3 separate regions of the Homo sapiens genome follow, and all the other regions are linked to region 2. Evidence: chromatin loops called from intact Hi-C (ENCODE). Cell type or tissue: endothelial cell of umbilical vein. All regions are shown on one strand. Each heading gives the region's core, and the rest is flanking DNA. Links, peaks and the distances in the headings are about the cores only.

The links. Peaks named below come from ENCODE experiments on the same cell type or tissue, not always from the same donor. Only the 100,000 strongest peaks of a DNase experiment are listed, where the experiment ranks them.
Region 1: it touches region 2 in a loop (4-fold over the local background); 2 of 110 quality-filtered maps call a loop at or near these places.
Region 3: it touches region 2 in a loop (2.5-fold over the local background); 2 of 110 quality-filtered maps call a loop at or near these places.

What each region holds. Positions count from the first base shown.
Region 1 is chr12:113,459,101-113,466,289 of GRCh38, reverse strand. It overlaps LHX5 (LIM homeobox 5), which reads left to right. Exons shown (of 5, transcript NM_022363.3): 5 at 2,733-4,257. The coding sequence ends at 3,100. Among named protein-coding and RNA genes, the nearest start is that of LHX5, 9.2 kb to the left of the region's middle. In endothelial cell of umbilical vein, for the core only: CTCF peaks have their summits at 3,744 (motif pointing left) and 4,380; a DNase peak (open chromatin) is centred at 3,729; H3K27me3 peaks cover 1,109 bases.
Region 2 is chr12:113,827,092-113,834,280 of GRCh38, reverse strand. All of the region lies in intron 23 of RBM19 (RNA binding motif protein 19), which reads left to right. Among named protein-coding and RNA genes, the nearest start is that of LINC01234, 57 kb to the right of the region's middle. In endothelial cell of umbilical vein, for the core only: no CTCF peak of the experiment used is centred there; a DNase peak (open chromatin) is centred at 3,140; H3K27ac peaks cover 720 bases.
Region 3 is chr12:113,909,522-113,916,710 of GRCh38, reverse strand. It overlaps RBM19 (RNA binding motif protein 19), which reads left to right. Exons shown (of 24, transcript NM_016196.4): 21 at 1,626-1,742. Among named protein-coding and RNA genes, the nearest start is that of RBM19, 53 kb to the left of the region's middle. RefSeq lists an enhancer at 5,807-6,307. In endothelial cell of umbilical vein, for the core only: a CTCF peak has its summit at 3,817 (motif pointing right); a DNase peak (open chromatin) is centred at 3,820.

The DNA.
Region 1 (7,189 bases), core at 1,515-6,514, 370 kb after region 2:
GTTCTTCCCAGGGCTGAGGGCTCAAGAAAGCACCTCTCCTCTTCTATTCTGAAGCTTCTGAATTTGGAGAGACCCCAGGACTGTCTATGTCTGAGAGGCATCTGCACTTCTGAGTTGTAACGCAGGTTAGGAAGAGGCAATTTCTCTTAGAAAGTGGGTTCAGTGGCAGTGTTAGCAAGGCAGGAGCTAGGCACCCAGGTAGACGCAGAAGGGAAGGGAAGATAACCCCATCACTAACCTCAGCACATCCGGAAGCCTGAGGGGGGATTAGACCTTGAGACCGGACCGGGGCCCCTAGAAATTGTGGGCAAAATGCCAGGCTGTGCTTTTCAGGGCAGAGACCCCAGGCAGTGGCAGGGCTCAGGCTGGAGCGCCCCAGCCGCCCAACCCTGGACAGCCCCCCAACCCTGGACAGACCCCCAACCCCGGACAGACCCCCAACCCTGGAGAGCCCGGATGGTGGGCGTGTCTTCCGGAGTCTCCACTCACCGACTCTCTCCACCTAAATTTGCCTCTTTCCCTACAAAATCTGGGCCCGGAGCAGCGAGGTAGTGGGGGCGGTACCGGCCCGGAATTTTTCCCCGCCTGGATAATTAACCAAGGTTTCCCCGAGGACCACTTCGCCCCCGCCCCGACCTATCCCACCGCCTCCTCTCCCTGCGCGCTGGATGAGGTGGGGAGCTGGATACTGGGGGCCCCTCGTTCCCCGTAATGGTGGGGAAGACTCCCCAGCCCCCAGCGAGGCAGCCCCGCCTAATCCGCGCTGGGAGATCCCGGCGGTGGCGACCGGCAGCGGGCGAGAAAGGGGCCGGGCGGCGGGGCCGGCGGCTCCCCGTGGGAGCGCGGACAAAGCCCCAGCTGCGGCTTTTGTGCCCTTTTCAGACGGCGTTTGTTCCAATTACCTCCGGCCCGGCCGCCATATGGGCGGAGGCGGCGCGCACGGCGCGGGGGCAGCGGCCTTCGCTGGTTTTCCGGCTCGCCGCGGGCCGCGGCCGTCTCCCATCCCTGTCCCTTTGGGGCTCCAAATTTGCCGCTCCCCATCTTCCCCTTCACTTTCGGGGAGAATTAAATTAATGGTTTTAAAAAGTAATTGGCAACCGTTTTAGCTGTTGCTTAAACTGCCTCCAAGCCACGCCTCCAGACACCCCCCATTTGGACAGATTTCAGGGTTTGGAGAGGGAAGAGGGTGGCAGGGGGCATCAGGAATTCGCCCCTTGACTGAGATCCCAGGACTCAGCAGGGGGAGTGGATTTGCAGAAGAGACTCAGGCTTCTGGACTCGCTGGTTTTCCCGCCGTACAAAGCGGGTGCCTGGTACAAGGTGGTCCTTTCGTGACGTCCCCCACGTCAGTCCTTCAGGGCCCCACCTGGTGGGGGAAGGCAGGATATCCCGAAGGTTCTGGAAAAGGGGCTATGTGGGGCGGTCAGAGAGTTGATACAGATTTGTTGAGGCAGAATGGGTTTGCAATCCGGAGTCCCTACACCTCCTGAATTTATGGGCAAAATTCTCATCCTTGCATTTTCCTTGAGAGAGAGCCCATAGCTATCACCAGCTTCTCAAAAGATCTCAATGTCCTCAGATGCTTCAGAACCTGGGGGTGCTGGCAAAACCAACCCGGGGCAAGGCTGGAGGACCGAGCTTCTACCCCAAGGAGCCCGCGGAGCTCTGGCCATGACCCAGAGAATCTTCGTGTCCTCCTCCCCCTCTCCCAAGTCGCTGGAGCTCAGTTTTCTCTTTCTCAGGCTAGGCTAGGCCGGTACAAATGGTCTCACCGGGATCGACGCGGCGGCCGTACTTGGCGAGGCGAAGGACTTGGACTGGGTTGGTAGGGCGCAGGGACCGAGTTTAGGGCGCCAAGGCCGCCCCGCCCGGCCCAACCCACCAGTCGCTCCTGCCGCGGCCCGGATCCAGTTTCCCCCGGCCAGGTCGCTTCCCGGTCTCAACCATTTCGCGCTCTGCTCTGTCCGCTGGTTTGTCCCTGCCCGGTTCCTCTCCCCGGGCCTGTCAGCCTCCGCTTCTCTGGAGGTTCCTGGGACTCATCTCTGATCCACCGTCTTGCGTTCTCTGGGCGCATCGACTTCTCTCCATCTTCGGGCTCACTCCTGACTCCCTCGCTGCCGCCCCCGGGGGTTTCCACGCGTGTCTCTAACCGCGGCCGTCTTTCCTCTCTCTGCGTCTCCTCGACTCCTCCGCGACCCTCCGATGTCTCGGGCTTTCGGGTCTCAGCCGCGGACTCCGCGTCTCTGGGTCTCTTTTCCGCCTTTCTCTCTGCCCCTCTGCCGATCTCTCCGTCTGTCTCTCGCTGTCCCGCATCTCTGTGTCTCTCACCGACCCTAAGACACTTAGGAATCATTGTCTGTCTCTGCGTCTCTGGCCGCCTCTGTCTCTCTCCATCTCTAGGTGTCAGGGAACCTGTGACTGAAGTCTCCGAGTTTTTGCCGCGTGTGTCCCCCACGGTCTCGGAGTCTCTCCCGTCTCTGTGTGTGGTCTCTGGCAGTCTGAGTCTCTTGCCCTTTCGAGATCTCTCATTGTCTCTCTCCCCAACCCTCCCCGTGAGCCTGCGACGTCCACCGTCTCAAGGGGCGCCGGCCTCCGCAGGTCTCTCTAACCTTGGGTCGGTGTCGCGCGCTCCCCTCTCTCGCCCGCCCGGGTCCCCTCCCCGGGTCCCGGGTCCCCCGCCTACTTCGCCTTCTCTCACCGCGCCCTGTCTCCTTCCCGCTCCCCCTCCGCAGACTACCAAGGCGACTACTACGCGCCGGGAAGCAACTACGACTTCTTCGCGCACGGCCCGCCTTCGCAGGCGCAGTCCCCGGCCGACTCCAGCTTCCTGGCGGCCTCTGGCCCCGGCTCGACGCCGCTGGGAGCGCTGGAACCGCCGCTCGCCGGCCCGCACGCCGCGGACAACCCCAGGTTCACCGACATGATCTCGCACCCGGACACACCGAGCCCCGAGCCAGGCCTGCCGGGCACGCTGCACCCCATGCCCGGCGAGGTATTCAGCGGCGGGCCCAGCCCGCCCTTCCCAATGAGCGGCACCAGCGGCTACAGCGGACCCCTGTCGCATCCCAACCCCGAGCTCAACGAAGCCGCCGTGTGGTAAGGCCGCCGGGCCGCCCCCCGCGCTCGGCCCCCGGGGGCCCCGCCCCGAAGCAGCCTCCTGAAACCAAAACGCCCGACGCAGACGCGGTGGGAGACGTGGGTGTCCCTCGGGGGTTCTCTCTCGGGTCCGCACTCAACTGGCAGCTGCTCCTCGGCTGGGCGCCGAGGGGGGGCCGACCCCCATCTCCACCCCGCGGGCTCTCCAGGAGCCTCAGCCCACCGCCAGTACTCTCCCAGCAACCGCGAGCAATTTCTTGGGACCAAAGTCAATACTCCGGAGGGTCAAGAGATTTCGAGCACGCTCTAGACTTTCCCCGGGCCCCCACCCACCCACCCAGCCACCGCCACCTCTTTGGACTGAGAGAGGGTGAGGCCAAGGGGCGGAGACGGTGTTTTTCCCTCTCTCTGCAATCCGAGTGGCATTTTGTAATCTTATTTCTCGCTGTGCTTTCCCCGTCTTTAAAAAAAAAGATGATAAGAAAAGGAGAGAGATTGAAAGAGAGGGAGAGGAAAGGGGGCAAGATGAGGAGGAGATGGAGAGACAGCGTCAGCCAGAGGGAGAAGACGGAGAGCGAGCGAGGAACTCGCGTGAACCGGGAGCCACCGAGAGGGAGACCGAGCCACCTGCACGCTGGCGCTCCCTGGTGGCCAATCTTGAGGCTCAAGGTCAGCTTCTCTAGGAATAGGGCTGTGGGTCAGGAAGTGGCCAGCCGGGTCCAGCTCCCGCTCTTCCTTACTTTGACGTTTATGTTGAGCCCGAGGGAGCAGGCCGGACTCGAACACGCACACATCCTGCTCTCCCCCTGGGTGGGGCGCCAGGATTGCTGGGCTCAGACCCACAGACCACCCTCCCTGCCCAGGGCCTGGAGGCTGGGCCGTCAGGATGTACAATATTATACTTTTTTGGAAGTTGAACGCTTCTAGTTTCCTTATTTTGTATAAAGAAGAAACAAATAAAGTATGTTTTTGTGTTTACTGTTTATTTATTGTACTCTAGTTATCCGGGGTTGGACATTTTTATATTTTTAAGAGGAGGTAGGGCAGAGTGACGGAGGGGAAGCAGAAAGAGGTTTACCTAAAAAAAACAAAAAACAAAAACAAAAAAAATCAACTTTTTTTAAAGAGAAAGATTAATAAAAAAAAATCTTTTTTCCCTCAGCGCTGTGTGGTTTTCTTTTTTTGTCCCTACCTTGATAACGACTCAGAGAGAATGAAACCATTCCTTTCCCTGGTTCTGGTCTCTGACATTAAACCCTTGATGGGTGCAAAAACCTCTGCTCACCCAAAGGGGGAGCTCTTCTAGTGACTCCCAGGTTCATGAAAGTGACTGTCCTCTTTCGACAGCTACTACGTGCCAGGCACCGTATCTCCCCATGCTTTATGTAATACCCTGCTCTAACACAGGCCTGCCCAGCATATAGTAGGTCTTCAGAATGTTTGATGAATGAATGAATGTGTGATTTGTTTGTTGCCAGCACATCAAAAGAATTAGAACTTCACTCCTAACTATTCCCCCATGTAATTTCTGGTGGCCCAAAAAAAGAGCAGGCTGGTAAGCTGATGCTGGTTATCTGCAAGGCTATGTTAGGACTGAAGTGCGCCTCCTCCCCAAAGTGAGGCTGTTGTGCTCTGCAAATCTTATGCAGTGCATGCTTGTCTTTAGGTAAAGGCATGAGGGAAAGAGTGTCCAGTGAGATTTAGGAGGCCTGAGGCCACTACCTAAAACAAGTCACTCTCCTTCTTTGACTCAGTTTCCCTACTTGCAAAAGCAGGGGTTGGAGAGAGTGCTTCCTACATTCCCTTCCAACTCGAATGTCTGTAATCCCAGCACTTTGGGAAGCTGAGGTGGGTGGATCACCTGAGATCAGGAGTTCAAGACCAGCCTGGCCAACATGGTGAAACCCTCTCTCTACTAAAAATACAAAAATTAGCCAGGCATGGTGGCAGGCACCTGTAATCCCAGATACTTGGGAGGCTGAGGCAGGAGAATCGCCTGAACCCGGGAAGCGGAGGTTGCAGTAAGCTGGTACTACATTACTGCACTCCAGCCTGGACGACAGAGCAAGACTGTCTCAAAAAAAGAGAGAAAGAAAGGAAAGAAAGAAAGAAAGAAAGAAAGAAAGAAAGAAAGAAAGAAAGAAAGAAAGAAAGAGAAAGAAAGAGAAAAAGAAAGAAGGGAAAAAAGAAAAAGAAAGGAAGGAAGGAAGGAAGGAAGAAAGGATAAAAGAAAAAGAAAAGAAAAGCAGGAGAGGGAGGTAAAAATAAATAGAAGAGTGTCCTGCATTGGGATCACTTTTCACCCAAGCTCGGGGTGAGTGAAGCGGCCCATTGTAGCTGCAGCAGGGGAAGGTGGGGAACAGACCGCCATGGGACAGGCGCACGCTCAGAGCCCCACTCTTCTGCCCTTCTTCTTTATGTGTTCCTCACAAGAATCATGCAATGTGCCTTGCCTTTTTCTTTTCTTTCCTTACTGCACATTCATCTTTATCAGACCAATGCTACTTGCTTGTGGAAAATTTAGAAATCTCAGATAAACAAAAGGAAGAAAATGTCACCACCCAGAATCTCAAGCACTATGGAAATCTAGATGATGCATTTTCTTTCAGACTTCTTTTTTCTTTTCTTGTTTTTTTGTTTGTTTTTTTGTTTGTTTGTTTTGTTTTGTTTTGTTTTTTCATTTTGAAACTAGAGATCATACCCTATACTCAATATGTGGTCATCTGCTCTGGTTCACTCAGCAATAGCTTCCAGATGTATAAACTGATCTTCATAGACAGAGCTATGTCATTCTGTGTAGTCACTGCTTAAAGTTCTCTTCAATGGCTGAGCCATCCTTTTATGGTTTTTGTTTTATTTTTAACCAAGTCTATTATTGGATATTTGGGTTTGTTTCCAACGTTTCACCACTTTAAACCACATCAGAATATCCTTGCAGCTGAATCCTTGGACGTGTATCAGGGTAGGTATTATTGGCCCCCTCAGGGTACTCAGAGAGGTTGAGGGACTGGCCCAAAGTCACACAGCTGGGAAGTGGCAAAGCTGAGATTCAAACCCATGTATTGGGTTGTGTTTCTACTTCTCTATGGTGCCCTAACTGTAACGGATTTTAGAGGCCAAGAGAGAATTTGCAAGGTGGACCTCATCTCTGGCGGGTCCCTGAATGCTTTCTGGGCATGTGTGAACTTTACAGAAGGGCTCACTTAGAACTTGCACCAGAGCAATATGGGGGAAGCGAAGCTAGGGGGAGGAGAGGACTCACCCCTTCCTCAAACAGGGTTGTGACAGGGAGATACAGGTTGGGGAGAGAGGGGAGGGGAGGAGGGGTGAAAGAGAGGAAGAGGAGGGGAGGGAGGCAGGAGAAAAGGAAAGAATAAGGAAGAGAGGAAGAGGAAGAGAAGGGAGAAAGGTTAGGAGGAGAGAAAGAGAAGATTAAATCTGTGGCAGGAAGAGCCCCCATAGGTGTGCCAAGTCACCTACTGCTCATGCTCCATGGTGTCCAGGGACCGCCCCCAGCCCCTACCCAGATAGGACGCTTAGACCCAGAGGTGTCCTTCAGTGAAGGCAGCAGAGTGAGGCTACAGAATGAGAAACCGCAGTAGAACCAAGCCCTCTGCCCCTTTCTCCAGGTACAGGCACACACATGCACACACACACGCACCAGACAGTTACATATGGGCCCACACAATGAACACTTACACATGCAAATACATGTACACGAACAAAAACACAAGCATATACTGATGCATGTTCACAGGCATATGGATTTACACACACACACACACACACAAAGCAGCCACATGGACACACAGCTGTGCATGCACACAGAGACACATACAAATACAGACAAGGGCACAATGGTAGGCGCACACATCTACATACATATGCACACAAATGTACATTAACAGACACCCACAGGCTTGTGTACACAAATGCACACACCTACAATATGTCTAACCCCTGTGGACACACAAAAACCCACACACCATGTCCTTGCACACATGCTAACACACATGTACACAGGATATATACCTGCCCCTTAAATACTCACAGCTTCAGTCTGGGAGAACTGGGAGAGGAAGAGGTCCCCTTT
Region 2 (7,189 bases), core at 657-5,656:
CATTCATTCATTCATTCATTCAACAGTTCTTCACTGATGACCTTATTAGCAAGCCGTGCTCTAGGCACTGAGGGCAAAGCAGTGTACAAAAGAGAAAGTCCTCCCTCATGGAGCTGATTTGAGTGAGGGAGACAGATGATTGCCCCCCTCCCCTGCCCTACCAAAAAAATAAATAAATAGCAACAAAGTTCTAATGATACCAAGTCCTGCGGTGGAAATTAGAAAGGGTAAAATATGGTTGATACAGTGGCTCACACCTGTAATCCCAGTGCTTTGAGACGCCGAGGCAGGAGGATCACTTGAGCCTAGGAGTTTGAGACCAGCCTGAGCCACATAGCGAGACCCCGTCTCTAAAAAAAAACTTTAAAAATTAGCCAGGCATGGTGGCACACACCTGTAGTCCCAGCTACTCGGGAGGCTGAGGTGGGAGGATCACTTGAGCCCAGGAGTTCGAGGCTGCAGCAAGCCATGATTACGCCACTGCACTCCAGCCTGGGCAACAGAGCAAGACCCTATCTCTTTTTAAAAACGAAAAGAAAAGAAAGGATAGCCTAATGAGCTCTTCAGGACCACCAGAGAGGGGAAGGAGCGATTCCAAATATGATGGTTGGAAAGTCTTTCTGCCAAGTCAGCATTTCTGTGTGATTCAAAGGGACCAACTAGCCAAGGATCTGGGGAGAACCATCCCAGGTAGCAGAAGCCATGGGTGCCAAGGTCCTGGGGTCAGAGTGTGTTCAAAGCAGGCAGAGAAGCCAGCAGGGTTTCCTCCTGGGGCCTTGTCTGGCCTGGCAGGAAGCCCAGCTTGTATTCAAGGTGCAGTGGGAAGCTCCCAGAAGATTTGAAGAGAAGAGTCTCAAGACCCAATTCACACTGTCAGACCTCATCCCCTGCATTGTAGAGGGGCAAGAATGGAGGGCAGAGGTCCCATCCAGGCCAATAAGGGCCATGGAGCAGAGGCTGTGGAGGTGGGGAAGCAGGTGGATTGAGCATTTTGGGTAAAGGTAGAGCCAGCCAGACTTGCTTCTGGAAGGCAGGAGAAAAATCAAAACTGGTGCATAGGTTTTTGCTCCAAGCCACTCACGGGATGGTGGTGCTGCATGGTGAGCAGAGGCCCAGGAAGCTGGGAAGGACAGGTGGCTGGGCGGGGGTGTTCTGAACGTGTTGAAGTTGAGACACCTATTAGGACTCCCCTCGATGTCAGGCAGATAGATCTATGAGTTGGGAGCTCAGGGGCGAAGTCTGGGCTGAGATATAAATTTGGAAGTCATCAGCAGACAGATGATATTTAAAGCCTGCAAGAGTTAACCCCCCCTCCCCACTTCCATAACTTAATCATTCACAGGACAGTACATTTTCAAAAGACTGGAGACCAAGAGAGCCCGTTATCCCCACGTCAGCCTTTGCGAATAGGCCACCTTGATCTTGCCCATGAAAACATAATCATCGGGCTTTAAAACTCACAGTCAGGAAAGTTCAAGCAAAGATGTGAAGCCACAGAATTTGTTATTCAAAATATCCTTTGGTCGTGGTTCCTTCCATCCACCTGGAGACAGAGGTTTTCTGTAAGCTTCCCATTTTCATTCCTTCACCTGGGTCCTTCTTGCTTTCTCCTGAAGACTTGACTGTAGCAGCCCTTCCTCCAGAGGTGTTGAAGGCCTCAGCAGGAGGCGGGCAAAGAGGGAAACTGTCCCGGATTGCCATAGCGGGTCCTGACAGGAAAGGCCGAGACTGGGTGGGGTGTGGGAATATGTGGGTGATTTATCCCTGACCTCTTTGAAATGATCACTTTACAGCCAAAAGTGGCGGCTCATGCCTGTAATCCCAGCACTTTGGGAGGCCAAGGTGGGTGGATCACTTGAGCCCAGGAGTTCGAGAGCAGCCTGGCCAACACAGCGAAGCCCTGTCTCTTCTAAAAATACAAAAATTAGCCAGGTGTGGTGGCGTGCGCCCGTAATCCTAGCTACTCAGGAGGCTGAGGCAGGAGAATCACTTGAACCAGGGAGACAGAAGTTGCAGTGAGCCGAGATCACACCACTGCACTCCAGCCTGGGCAACAGAGTGAGACTTAGTCTAAAAAAAAAAAAAGAAAAAAGAAATGATAACTTTTTGTGTTCAGGGTAGTGTGTTTTAACCTATCTCCAGCTCCTGGTCATGTTGGGAAGTGGTTCCAGGAGAGGTTGAGGTTGCCTGGGAAACCCACTCTTTCTCACACCCCTGGCTATCTCAGCTGCTGGAGGCTGAATCCAGAGGAGAAAAATCAAGGAGAGGGAATTCTTTCGGTCAAGGCAGTTCCCAAGTGTGCGCCCAAGTGGTGCACATGGCTGGCCATGCAGGGAGCCATGATCAGAGAGCAAGATCCTTCTCCCTGCAGCAGTGCAGGGAGGCTGGGGGTCCTGGAGGCCAGCTGGAGCAGGTATCGCCCAGTCACCCCCTCCTACTTCCTTCCACTCCCCACGCCTGAGCCTCGCTGGGCGGTGTTTTGGAAATAATTCCAAGTGCTTCGGCAATATCCCGCACACTCTCTTCCCCTTCCCCCGGGAGCGGCTGTCCGTGTGGGGAAGGTACTTGCTCCCAATCCAGCTAAATTGTTATTGACTTGTGTTCTCTGTGTTCCGCAAACATTTCACTCAGCCGTCGCCAGCAAGGCCAGGAATCCCTGCTAGGGCTAACGGGGAAGCCAGCTGTGCCGGGCCATTTCTCGTGCTCTTCCTCATCGATCACGGAATTAAACTGACAGAAGGAGAATTTCAGAGCGACTTGGGAGGGGCAGGGGCTGGGCCGGGATTGGACGAGGGTTTGGGGACTTGGGGACCACAGTGCTAGAAACAGGGACAGGAGGAAGGGTGGGTTTCCCTCCAGGGTTGTAGCTGGTGGTAGGGGGTGGCCAGTTTTATTTCTGAACTGTAGGCTGGCCCAGCCTGGAGAAACCCAAGGAAAACACACAGACAAGGTTTTTATTACTGCTTCATGACCACAAATGAAAGTAGTGGGGTTTTGTAGACAGAGAGGAGAGAGAGAAAAGAGCAGAGACCACACTGGCAAGTTGTCGGCTGAAATTAGATCTTTATTTTGCCTACCAGTTATGAAAACAATGGTTTTGAATGAATCATCACTATTTTCCTACTGGAAGATTTGACCTGAAAATCAAGATTCTGACCTCTTCTGAAAAATCAGATTTGGCCAGCCTGGTTCCACATTCCCACAGGGCACCAGGCCCAAGGAATGGCTGCACGTTTATACGAAGGCTGGGCTTCCCCTTACGCACAATGCATAGCCCTCCCTGTAGTCTCCCCCGACCCCCTGGACTGTTTGATGCCATCATATTCCTATCTGGACCCTCGAGCCTTTGCACTTACACAGCCTGGTACAGACACCACTATACCTTGGCCCTATGAGATGTTACCAGCTGCTCCCTTTCAGCCTCTGCTTTCCAACCCAGGGCCTATGCCAAAAGAAAAGAGATCAGTAACTAATGTGGACCAAACCCTAAGACTTGGGGGATTCCTCCAGACCTGAGGCAGAGGAGTAGGGGATGCCTTCCCACCTTTCCTGGTTCTTTTTCCCTTTTCCCTCTGCAGTGAGTCACCCTCACCGGGACACTCCCCTTGCTTCCCAGCCGCACAGGTCTGCCAGTATCTGTAACTAATACAAACATGTGGGACCAAGTCTAGAAGCCCCCAGGCATAGCCCACCCCCCCCCCCCCCGCCCCGCAGCCCTAGCTCAGGGTAACTCCATGGGTATCAGGGCTGCAGCACCTTCACCAGCCCCTGTGTATGGGGTTGTGCGTGGCCAGTCATAGAATTCTGCACACACACAAGACACCCAGAGCACAGAGGGAAGTTACTCCACCCACCGACCCACTCTCCAGCCACTCAGGGAGCCCAGGTCCTCAGCACCAAGATTAATAACATCAGTCATCATAGCAGTCATCATATCCCGTGCTCACCCCAGGCCATTTGCATCAGAACCTCTGGAGGTAGGATCCAGGCATCAGTGGGTTCCTAGCTGATGCTACCAGACAGCTGGATTGAGAACCAATGGCCTTTGAAAAGGAAATTGCTGCTACATAGCCTGGGTCTGTTCATGCTTTTCCTGTTGAGACCCCCATCCTAGGGAGGCTGGGCTAGTGTCCCCCTCTGCGGGGCAGGCTTTGCTATGCTGTGCCAGTAAGGCTGGAGCCAACCCTATCTGAGCTCAAGGTCCTGCTTGGAAAGTGTGACCACTTGACTCTTCAGAGTCCTAGTGCGGCTGCTTCCTCATCTGAAAAGTGGGACAATGATGTTGCCTAGCTGGTGGAATTTCTGTAGGAAAGTCCAGAGCCAGCCTGCTGCTTAGAGCCAGCAGGCGCCTGAGGAGTGGTCCCTGCAGCTCGCCCCTTGGCCTTATCTTGGGCAGCTGGATTTCCCCTTTGCTGGGCACTGCCTGTCCTCTGGGGTGGCCTCACAGGACCCTTTGATTGTTAGCTTTCATGTTTGCCTGGCACCTCAACGGGCCGGGCCCTGGGCTAAGTGCTCTCATGCTTTATCTCATCAAATCCCCTGTGGTGGGTGCTACTACTGTGTCCTGTCTGCAGAAGAGTAACTTTGGTAACTCAGAGAAGGCTGGGACCACCAAGTGGCAGCACTCAGGTCCCACCTCGTCCTGTCCACCCTGAGCCCCAGTGTGGCCCCCATGGCTGGTGGTTTAGTTTATCCTGTGGAGTTTTGTTCACTGCCATATCCCCAGCATCATTCCTGGCACATAGAATATGCTGGGTCATGCTTGCTAAGAGTGACTGAAGGCAGGAATCCTTACGGTCCCCATGAGATAAGCAGAGCAGGCACCGTCCCCGTTTAACAGGTGGGAACACTGAGGTAAGGAGCTTAGCAGCTCCTGGGAGTCCCACAGTGGCAGAGGCCAGTCTGCGGCCCAGGCTCCTGCCCACCCGCTCTGCACAAGGACCCTCTCAGATCATACCTAGTTCTTAGAAGGACTCGCTGTGTTTTAAAAAGGCACAACTGGCTGGACGTAGTGGCTCATGCCTATAATCCCAGCACGTTAGGAGGCCAAGGCGGGTGGATCACTTGAGCTCATGTCCAACATGGTGAAATCTCATTTCTACTAAAAATACAAAAATTAGTTGGGCCTGGTGGTGTACGCCTGTAATCCCAGCTACTTGGGAGGCTGAGGCACAAGAATCACTCAAACCCGGAAAGCAGAGGTTGCAGTGAGCCGAGATCGCTCCACTGCACTCACCTGGGTGACAGTGTGATTCTGTCTATTTAAAAAAAAAAAAAGGCACAGCCCTAAAACAGCCTCCTGTATCAATAAAGGGACATTGGCTTGGTCTTAGGAGCCAGGCCAGTCTCCTGAAGAGTACCCTTTATTCTGTGCGTACCTGATGTGTGCCTGCTGTACACAGAGCCCTGAGATGCAGACCTATCTGGGTAGGAGAGCTCTGCCCGTGGGGGCTGCAAGATATGAAGCCAGGGAGGACAGGGAGAGACCCATGCAGAGGCACCAGCAGCTGAGGGTGGGGGTCTGGTTCAGCCAGCCTTCCAGAGCAGGCAGCCTCCCAAGCCAGGCCAGCCCCCGGGTGCCCAGCCCCCCTGCGGTACCCACATCATGGCACCCTCATACTCCCCAAGGGTGGGAGCTACAGGTGGCTGGTGTCCCCCAGCAGCCTAGGACTGCACACCACTGAGTCTGAAGATTGTGGAGCCTCATTCTGGCCTCCACACTCTGCCCCAACCTCCTTCCTCCCCTCGCCCACCTGTGCCCCCGCCCCCTGCCCTTCACCCCGGCCTCTTGGAATCAGTTCTGTCTCCGACTTAGCGGAGTTTGTGGAAGCCTTGCCTATCCTGTGTCTCGGGAAGTAGCAACTCAGGAGCCTCCAGGAACAGGAAGAAAAGCCCCCATAAGTGAGGCTGCGTGTCTCCAGGGGCAGCTAGTGCACAGCCTCATCAGTTACCTGTAGGCAGGGAGGGGACAGGTCTGCCACACTCACAGGTTAGCCATTCCAGGTTCAAGAGAAACGAGAGGTGCAGATTCTTATGTAGCATCTCCCTGTTTTTGAACATTAGTCACTGATTTCTGTATTCATGGCAAATCATGTCAGCAAATCCAGACACTCTTCTGTGGGCCCACAGTGGGAGGCCCTGCTCCATCCCATTGGTCACTTTTTTTTTTTTTTTTTTTTTTGAGACAGAGTCGAGAGCTGCTGTTGCTATCATCGTGTTATAGAGGAGGGGAGCAGCCCACCCTCGTGCTCTCAGTAACAGATTCCATCAACAGCAGTAAGAATGACCAACCTATATTGACAGCTTGCCGTGTGCTAGGCACTATTGTGAGGGCCTTACATACATATATTCATTCTTTTAATACCCTCACACACCCTAGGCGTGTAGATTTCATCACCATTCAGTAACTGCAGAAACTGAGAGGAGCCCAGAGAGGTGAAGCAACTTACCCAAGGTTGCCCAGCCAGGAGCAGCAGGGTTTGATCCTGGCAGCTCACCCACCCAGCACCCTGCATCTAGCACCCTCCACCCTGTACCTCAGGCCTCTCCACTCAGAATCCAGCCCTGGGCTTCCTGGCCCAGTGCTTTTCCCCTCCCCGGACTGTTCACGCCTGCCTCATCCCAGGGTTCCTTTCAGAACTCCCTTCTCCCCTTATCAGCCACGCTCTTCTCCCCCGGCTTGCCTTTCCTCAACGTCTGCTTCCAGAACAAAACCCCAAGAAGCGCTTTCTCTTGTCCTCCCGACGCACCCCCCCGCCCCCCCGCCCTTTCTCCCTGCCTGCGCCTTTCTCCCTGCCTGCCTGCGCCTCCCATGCAGGGCCGACAGCGCCAGCCAGGGAAGGGAGAGACACAGGCTGGCATTCTGTCAAGGAATTAATTGAAAAATAAAATCATTAGGTGGGAACTCCAGAAATGCAAAAATGGTGGTTGGAGGTTGGTGGGGAGGGGGGCAGGACTGGGGGGTTGTCGGGGGATGGCTGAGCTTTTTGTCAAGTTAATTTCTCGGGTATTGATGTTTGGTGACATTCACTTGTTGTTTATCTTCGGGTGCAGCTGTAATACTGAAAGAAAATGCACAGCTTGTTTCGTTTATTTATTTTACACCTTTCTCCGGTTCTGCATTATGTTTGTTTGGTGAAAACCCACTGAGGCTTTTGATGTCGGGGAAGTGGGATTTCAGCAGCTGTTC
Region 3 (7,189 bases), core at 788-5,787, 82 kb before region 2:
CTTGGGGATCTCTTTCTGGGACCGCTTGAGTGTCCCCATGGCATGGCAGCGGGTCTCTCCAGAGTGAGTGATCCAAGAATGGGGAAGAAGGAGGCCACAATGTCTTCTACAACCTAGTCTTAGAATTCACACACCATCCCTCTGCTGTATGCTGCTTGTCACCCAGACCTGCCCTGATACAGCATGGGAAGGGATTACCCAGGGCATGAACACCAAGAGCCAGGAATCACTGGGCACCATCTTGGAGCCTGATACCCCAGCAACCGAGGAAGTGAATTTGTAGTTTTGCTGCTTCTATTTTTTTGAGACGGAGTCTCACCCTGTCACCCAGGCTGGACTGCAGTGGTGTGATCTTAGCTCACTGCAACCTCCGCCTCCTGGGTTCAAGCAATTCTCGTGCCTCAGCCTCCCAAGTAACTGGGATTACAGGCGCCTGCCACCACACCTGGCTAATTTTTGTATTTTCAGTAGAGACAGGGTTTCACTATGTTGGCCAGGCTGGTCTTGAACTCCTGACCTCAGGTGATCCACCTAAGCCTCCCAAAGTGTTGGGATTACAGGTGTGAGCCACCATGCCCAGCCTAGTTTTGCTTCATTTTAATTTAGATTCAACTAGCCACATGTGGCTGGTGGCTGCCATATGAGACAGCATAGCCCCAGAATGACAAGACAAAAAAAAGAAAAGAAACATGATTAAATGTATAATGTACTAGCACAGGGATCAGTGCCAGGAAGAGAAATGAAGCTGGGGGCTGTGGGTGAGGGGGCTGCCATTTTAATGGAGACAGGGAAGGCCTGTGAGGAGGTGACGTGGAGCAGGCCTGAAGGAGGTAAGTCCTAACATGGTCATTATCATAACAGCTGCTGTTTATTGAATGTTTACCACATTCTGGGTCCAGTGCTGAGTCTGCTTATTAAATCTTCAAACAATCAAATTAGGTGGGCCTATCATTACACCCATTCTACAGTGGAAGAAATGGAGGCCCAGAGCGGCCATGTTACTTGCCCAAGATCGCAGAGATCCTAAGTGTCGGATTTGGCATTCACACCCAGCTTGTTAACTCCCAGCCTTGCTCACTTCCCTACCCTGTTTTGGTGGAGTGGGAGGTTTCCCTGGGAGAGCAGGGAGACAGGCCAGGTAGCACTGCATTGGGGATGGCCTTGAACCTGGGCTGAGAGTGTCCTTGCTCGCCACCTGGTCCATCTGCATGGTTAGGCCCCCGCATGTTCCTCCTCGGGTTATTGATGAAGTGTCACAAGACCTTTGGAAACCAACTGGGGTCTTTCTTTGCAACTGGAGAGAAAGACACAATGGAGATTGGGTTTGGTGAGAAACCAGCCCCACCCTTAGCGGGGCTCCTTAAGTCCCTGGTGGCCCCGGAGTCTCTCAAATGAAGGTCAGCAGCCACCCAAGCACGGATGTGTCCCCCTGACGTCTGCAGCTGTTTTGGGTCCTATCACCTGGTGGGAGACGGCCTTCCTCTCCTTTCACGTTGGTCCCGCACCCCACGCACACTCCTTGAATCCATCACCTGAATATTCTGATGGAGGCGTAGTGGAGTCAATGTTGGGCAGGAGCTGCTGAAGCTCCGAATAACTTGGACCCTCTCCCCCCACCACTCCAGGCCAGCCGTGACATTGGCTCGGAAGAAACAAGTTCCCAGAAAGCAGACCACCTCCAAGATCCTGGTGCGGAACATCCCCTTCCAGGCCCACAGCCGGGAGATCCGAGAGCTCTTCAGGTGAGAACTTCAGGTTTAGTCCAGGGGACTGGCGTGTGGGCGGGGAGCCTGCCCGAGTCTCAGGGAAGATGGCCTTTGGGTCCTGGATGGTTCCGTTGCAGGCCGGCACAGTGGTCTTTCAAAGGTCATCTTTTGGCTGCTTTTGATTTATCTCCCTTAATCTCAGATGTGGCTCCCCAGAGCACTGTGCAGGAAAAAAGTCAAAACAGCCAGGCTTCCCCCTCTCCGAGGCAGATGGAGAAAGGGCAGGCAGGCTTCCCTGTCCCCATCCACAACGTGCAAGAGGGGCAGGGGCCCCAGTGGCTAAAACCCAGCCCTACCCATGATCTGCTTGAAATTTCCTCCATCCAGGCTACCCCTTTGGTTTAAGGTGCTGGTTTTCCACCTTAGCCACACATTCCAGCCACCTGGCAATGGCTAAAATACACCTTTCCCGAGGCTGCACCCCCAGAGAGTTGGATTCCATTTTTCAACAGTGGGGTCTAGACATCGGTGTTTTGCTAAAAGCTCCCCAGGGGATCCTAATGTCCAGCCGGGGTTGGGGACCAGTGGCCTAAATGACTCTATGGAAATGAAGGCGAATTACCTGCACACATAAAGCAGTCCGTCAGCACCTGCTTGCACAGGGGTGGAAAATGCAGCTGTCGCAGGGACCCAGCCGGTAACGGCAGCAGGCTGGGTGGGGACTGAGCAGCAGGCGGGCCTCTCTCTGGTCATCCAGCTGGGATGCCATGCAGGAACTCAGGCTTCGTAAGACCAGTTCCCATGTTTTGAAAGAGAAACCAGCCATGTGGATTCTTAAGGAGAATTCATCAGCAACTAATTCACTTTTTAAAAACAAAACAAGTCTGGCCTGCCCCAGGGCCCCTAGTTGGTGATCCCTACGCTGCCATGTTACAGTGTTTGGCTTTTCAGATTAGGTAGGCACCACCCAGCACCAAGCCATGAATGAAAGAAACGTCCTCATATCAGGGCCTAAGGGGAATGCTTGAAGCCAAGGCCCCCCCACCCAAGGCATGGGCAGGGTAATAGAGAGACCATCTAGCTCTCAGAATGCAAAGGCAGATGAAGTCAGCTTCACCTAAACACATTGTTGAGGCTTCGGTGGGATCCAGGACTGCTCGGGGGACCTGCAGCACCATGGCCTGCGCGTGGGTGAACATTTAGGATTCTAGACACTAGGTCTCGTTCGTTCATTCTACACTTGCACAAGGGTCCAAGAGTGAAGCCTCTGTTAGAGTTGCCAGTTAGCATCTTGCAAGGTAATCTGTGGTTACAAAATCAGCCTTGTGTTTTGGAGATGAGAAACAATTATCTTTGTGTGGCATCTACCTTCTTTGCTCTCACTCTGTAGTTTGAAGAATAAGAAGTCATGTGGGGAACTTCAGATATCTTTGTCCTCCTTTTCCCCTCTGTTTGTTCTAAATCATACACTAGTATTCAGTTCATAAACAGATGTGGTGTGTGGTGAGCTGGGATCTGAGGCAGAGACCAATCCTGCCAGTATCTGGGAAGCAGGATCTTAGCTATGATCTCCGGGTATCCTGCACAGCAGGAATAGCCTGGCGAGATGGGGTCATGACCTGGGGGGAGGTTTCCCATTTCCCTAAACCTCGACTGATCAGTCGTCCCTCCAGGAAGGTACATATCCTTAGCCTCTCGGTATGTCTGCTTGTTTAAACATGCTCTGCTTTTTAAAAGGAGTCCAACTTAAGAACTGCCAGATTAAAACGGGCTTGCTAAGAAGAGCGCATGTTGATCGGGAAATAATATCCCGCTGAAATGACAGTTTCACTTGGTTCTGCAGTATATTTAGGATGACACTTATCCGGGGAAACAAAAGACCACAAGGGAAGAGAGAGCACTTTGTGTGATCTCATGTATTATATTTATTTTTAGAAGACAGGGAATTAGTGTCCACTGAACATAATTACATGTGGTGACTCTTCTCCTTGCCATTGTTCTGATGAGAGTTTTCTTAAAACCCTGGAAACGTAAGACCTTCTTGGAGGGCCGTACCTGCTATTGTTGTTCACTCCGGCTGGGGATGTAAGGCAGTTCCTCGTTGCAGACAGCAGGGGTCGCTGTGAGCCTTCTCAGGGACTTCAAGATTGTCCAGGGAAGCCCCAGACAGGATTTCAGACAAAGCCACTGGCCGGTAAAGGTCATTAGCCAGGGGGAGGTTTCAGGGTTTCGGGGAACCAAGCTGGTCCATTTGGGCAGGCAGGTTCTATGGGTTTCTCCTACCAGGTGTAGTAAAAATCACAACTCCCTTTTATTACACGCTTGCTGTGTGCGGGGCTCTGAGCTTGAATGCCTTCCCGTGCAGAATCACCTCTTTTAAGCCGCACAGCAGCCCTGCGAGGGATGGATGCTGTCATTCCTTTTGCACCCAGACAGAAACTGGAGATGGAAACTAGGGAGATGGAGTGTCCTGCCTGGGACCATGCCGCTGAATGGGGATTTGGATCTAAGTCAGCCTAACCCAGAGCCCCGGCTTGGAGCCACTCCTCTCTGCTGCCTGTTTTCTTGGGTCTAGAAGGAACTGTCTTCCTCCAGATCATTCCAGTGGGACCAAATGACAGCGAGTGTGTCATTTATACCAGGCACTGTGCTAGGCACGAGGCATGTAGCCATTTCAGGAGAGACTCAGGTCTCTCTGTGGGGGACCAGAGAGGAAACTGACAGGGACAGCCAGTGGGACAGGTGTGCAGGTGAGAGTGCAGGGCTCCGGAGAGCATTCTCTGGGCAGGGCCTCAAGCTACCCCGCCTGCTGGAGGGGAGAGAAGGCAGCCTCCTAGCCCGAGGCAGCAGTGCCTGGGGCCCTTCCCGGAGGCCACCAGCCTTCCACTCGGGCCTCAGTGCACCACACTCCAGCCCCTTAACTAACCAGCCTTGGGTTAAACCAGACAGGCATCAGGAGGCACTGCATTTCCATGTTTCTGTGGGATCACTGTCTAGGGTGACTCAAGGATTATGCTTTTGGAAACTCAGAGAGAGGCACAGCAGTGGATTTGCAGACAGCGATTCTCGTCTTCTCTGTGGCTCTCTTTTCGGACTTCAGTTTCCCCTGGCATAAACTAGTGGTAGTAACACTAGTGATAACATACACTAATTTGTGATGATGCTGTGGTAATACGTGTGAGTGTTGATTTCTTTCTCATGTCCCCGGCCCCGTGCGCTGCAGTGCCTCATGTTTCTGGGGGCCCATTCATCACCGTGGCCCGGTAAAGTAGTTTCATGTCTCTGTTTCTCAGTGAAGAAACCAGCTCCAGAGCCCAAATTCCACCCACTGGGTCATCAGATGCCTCAGGCCACCACGCTGCTCATCGGCCTCAAGGACTATAAGGATTAAATGAGATTGTACAAATGAGGCACTTAATCCAGCCCCTGGCAGAGTAACAGGTAGTTAATAAATGTTGACTGTGGTGTTCAACAGCACCAAACCAGTGGAGCCAGGATTTGAACCCAGGGTTTGAATCTGAGTTTATAGACAGAACCCAGGTCCACAACGGCAGTGCTGAAGCCTTGAAGGTCCTGGGCAGCGTTTTCCTGGTTTTTTTGTTTGTTTGTTTTGTTTTTGTTTTTTCTTCTGTAAAGGAAGGCTGTAATCCTGTAATCCTCTATTTCTGCCCCATTCGTCTGTGTTCTGGGGTAGAGAGTCAGGAAGGACCTTGAGGGACAGGCTGAGCCAGCTCCCCTTTATCCCCCAAAAGGAAATGTGGAAGACACACAAATAGGGGTGTCCCAGACTGTGCAAGTATGCATGTACACACAAACTTCTCACCCCACCACTCAAACAAGGACGGAAATGGCCAGTGGTCAGCTCACCCGGCAGGTGCCCAGAGTCTTAGGTTAGTATGGATCTAAAAGAAGGAAGGAAGGAAGTGGAGACTGGGCTTCCCACCCCCCCCACCGCCACCCCATCTGGGTTTGCTCTGGAGTAGGTATGTTGCACATGTGTGTTTTGCCATGTTGTTTATTTTCCTCTTTCCCTGTCTCCACCAGGAAGTGCCCAGGGCAGAGAGGCAGTTCAGGGCCTGGATCGGGCCTGAGTGTATACATGCAAATGAAGCTTACACTTGGGGCTCTCCTGCTGATACACAGCAGCTGTATGCAGAGCTCAAGCGTTTGGTGGAGAGGGTCTTATTTCCACCCCCATTTCAAAAGCTGGAAGTGGTGTTAAAAACAGAGCTGGCTAATACAGGCATCGGGGAGGCATGGGACATGGGGTGAACCACGTGCCACGCAGTCTTTGTATCAGTTCGTCCACACAGCAGCCCAACATGGTAAGACTGTTGTTAAACCTGCCTTCTATATGAAGAAACTAGGGTACAGACAGTAACGGTGCTATTCCTAGATGGACCCTCGGCTTGCCCATTTCTGTCATAGTCCATGGGGCAGCCTTGTTTGAGCCACCTGGGTTCTGGCAGGCAGTACCCCCCATCTTCCAGGAAGGAGGTTCTGCAAACAGGATTGGCCTCACACTTGGTTAAATGCACTGCTGTCACCATCTTGAAATTCTTAGTAATGTGTGAACAAGGGGTCCTGGATTTTTCTTTTGCGCCAGGCCCTGCCAACTATATAGCCAGTTCTGCCTGTGAACCAGTAGAAGAATCGGGAAGTTTGGAGCCTGGGTGTAGTGGCCATTGGCCAGGCTTAGTTTGCTCGCCTGCAGGGTGGGAATGAAGAGTGTGTCTGCCTCCCCTGCCTCCCTGCCCAGGCGGTGAAAGGCTCAGGGAGAGGGTGGGTGGACAGGCTGACTAAAGGAGGGAGGTGTTTATGGGAGCATGTCTGTCACTGTCATGATCATCACTAAGGCCCTCTGTGGAAACTGCTAAGGAGCGCGTTTCAGACCTGCCTCTCTGAGGATGGCGTGGGAATGTCTAGGCAGCTCTGAAGTCCAGGCCAGGTCAAGTCATGGTGAAGAGTCAGTTCTGGTGATAAATCTGTGGATTCAATGCACTTCTCTCCCTTCCTATGCTATGTCATGTTAGCTCTCCGGGCCTCAGTTTTCCTCATCTGTAAAATGGGGATGAAAAGCCCTGCCTGACAGCTGGGTGATAAAAGATGAGTCAAGTATGTGAGACGCCTAGCGTAGTGCCGGGCTCATGAAAAGCTCCCAGCCAGCGTAGCTGTTATTACTGTGTTTCCTTCTGGTGGTCTGCCACGTCAGGAACACTGTTTGGGGTTAGGTTTAGGAAGACAGTCAAGTGGGTCTGGAGGTGAGAAGGAAGGCTTGGGTGGCTCACGCTTAGCCTGTCCATATACACAGTACTCCAGAGTCCCCCGGCTCACTTTCCACCTGTGAGCTTCCGCTGTCTTCTCTGTGGGAAGCTGACATCCACAGGTTCACAGTCAAGACCCGATTTCGCTTTCTTCCTTCACCGCTCCCTCCCTTCCTTTTTACCGACAGGTGGTTCACGTTGCCTTCCAGCCATTGGAGT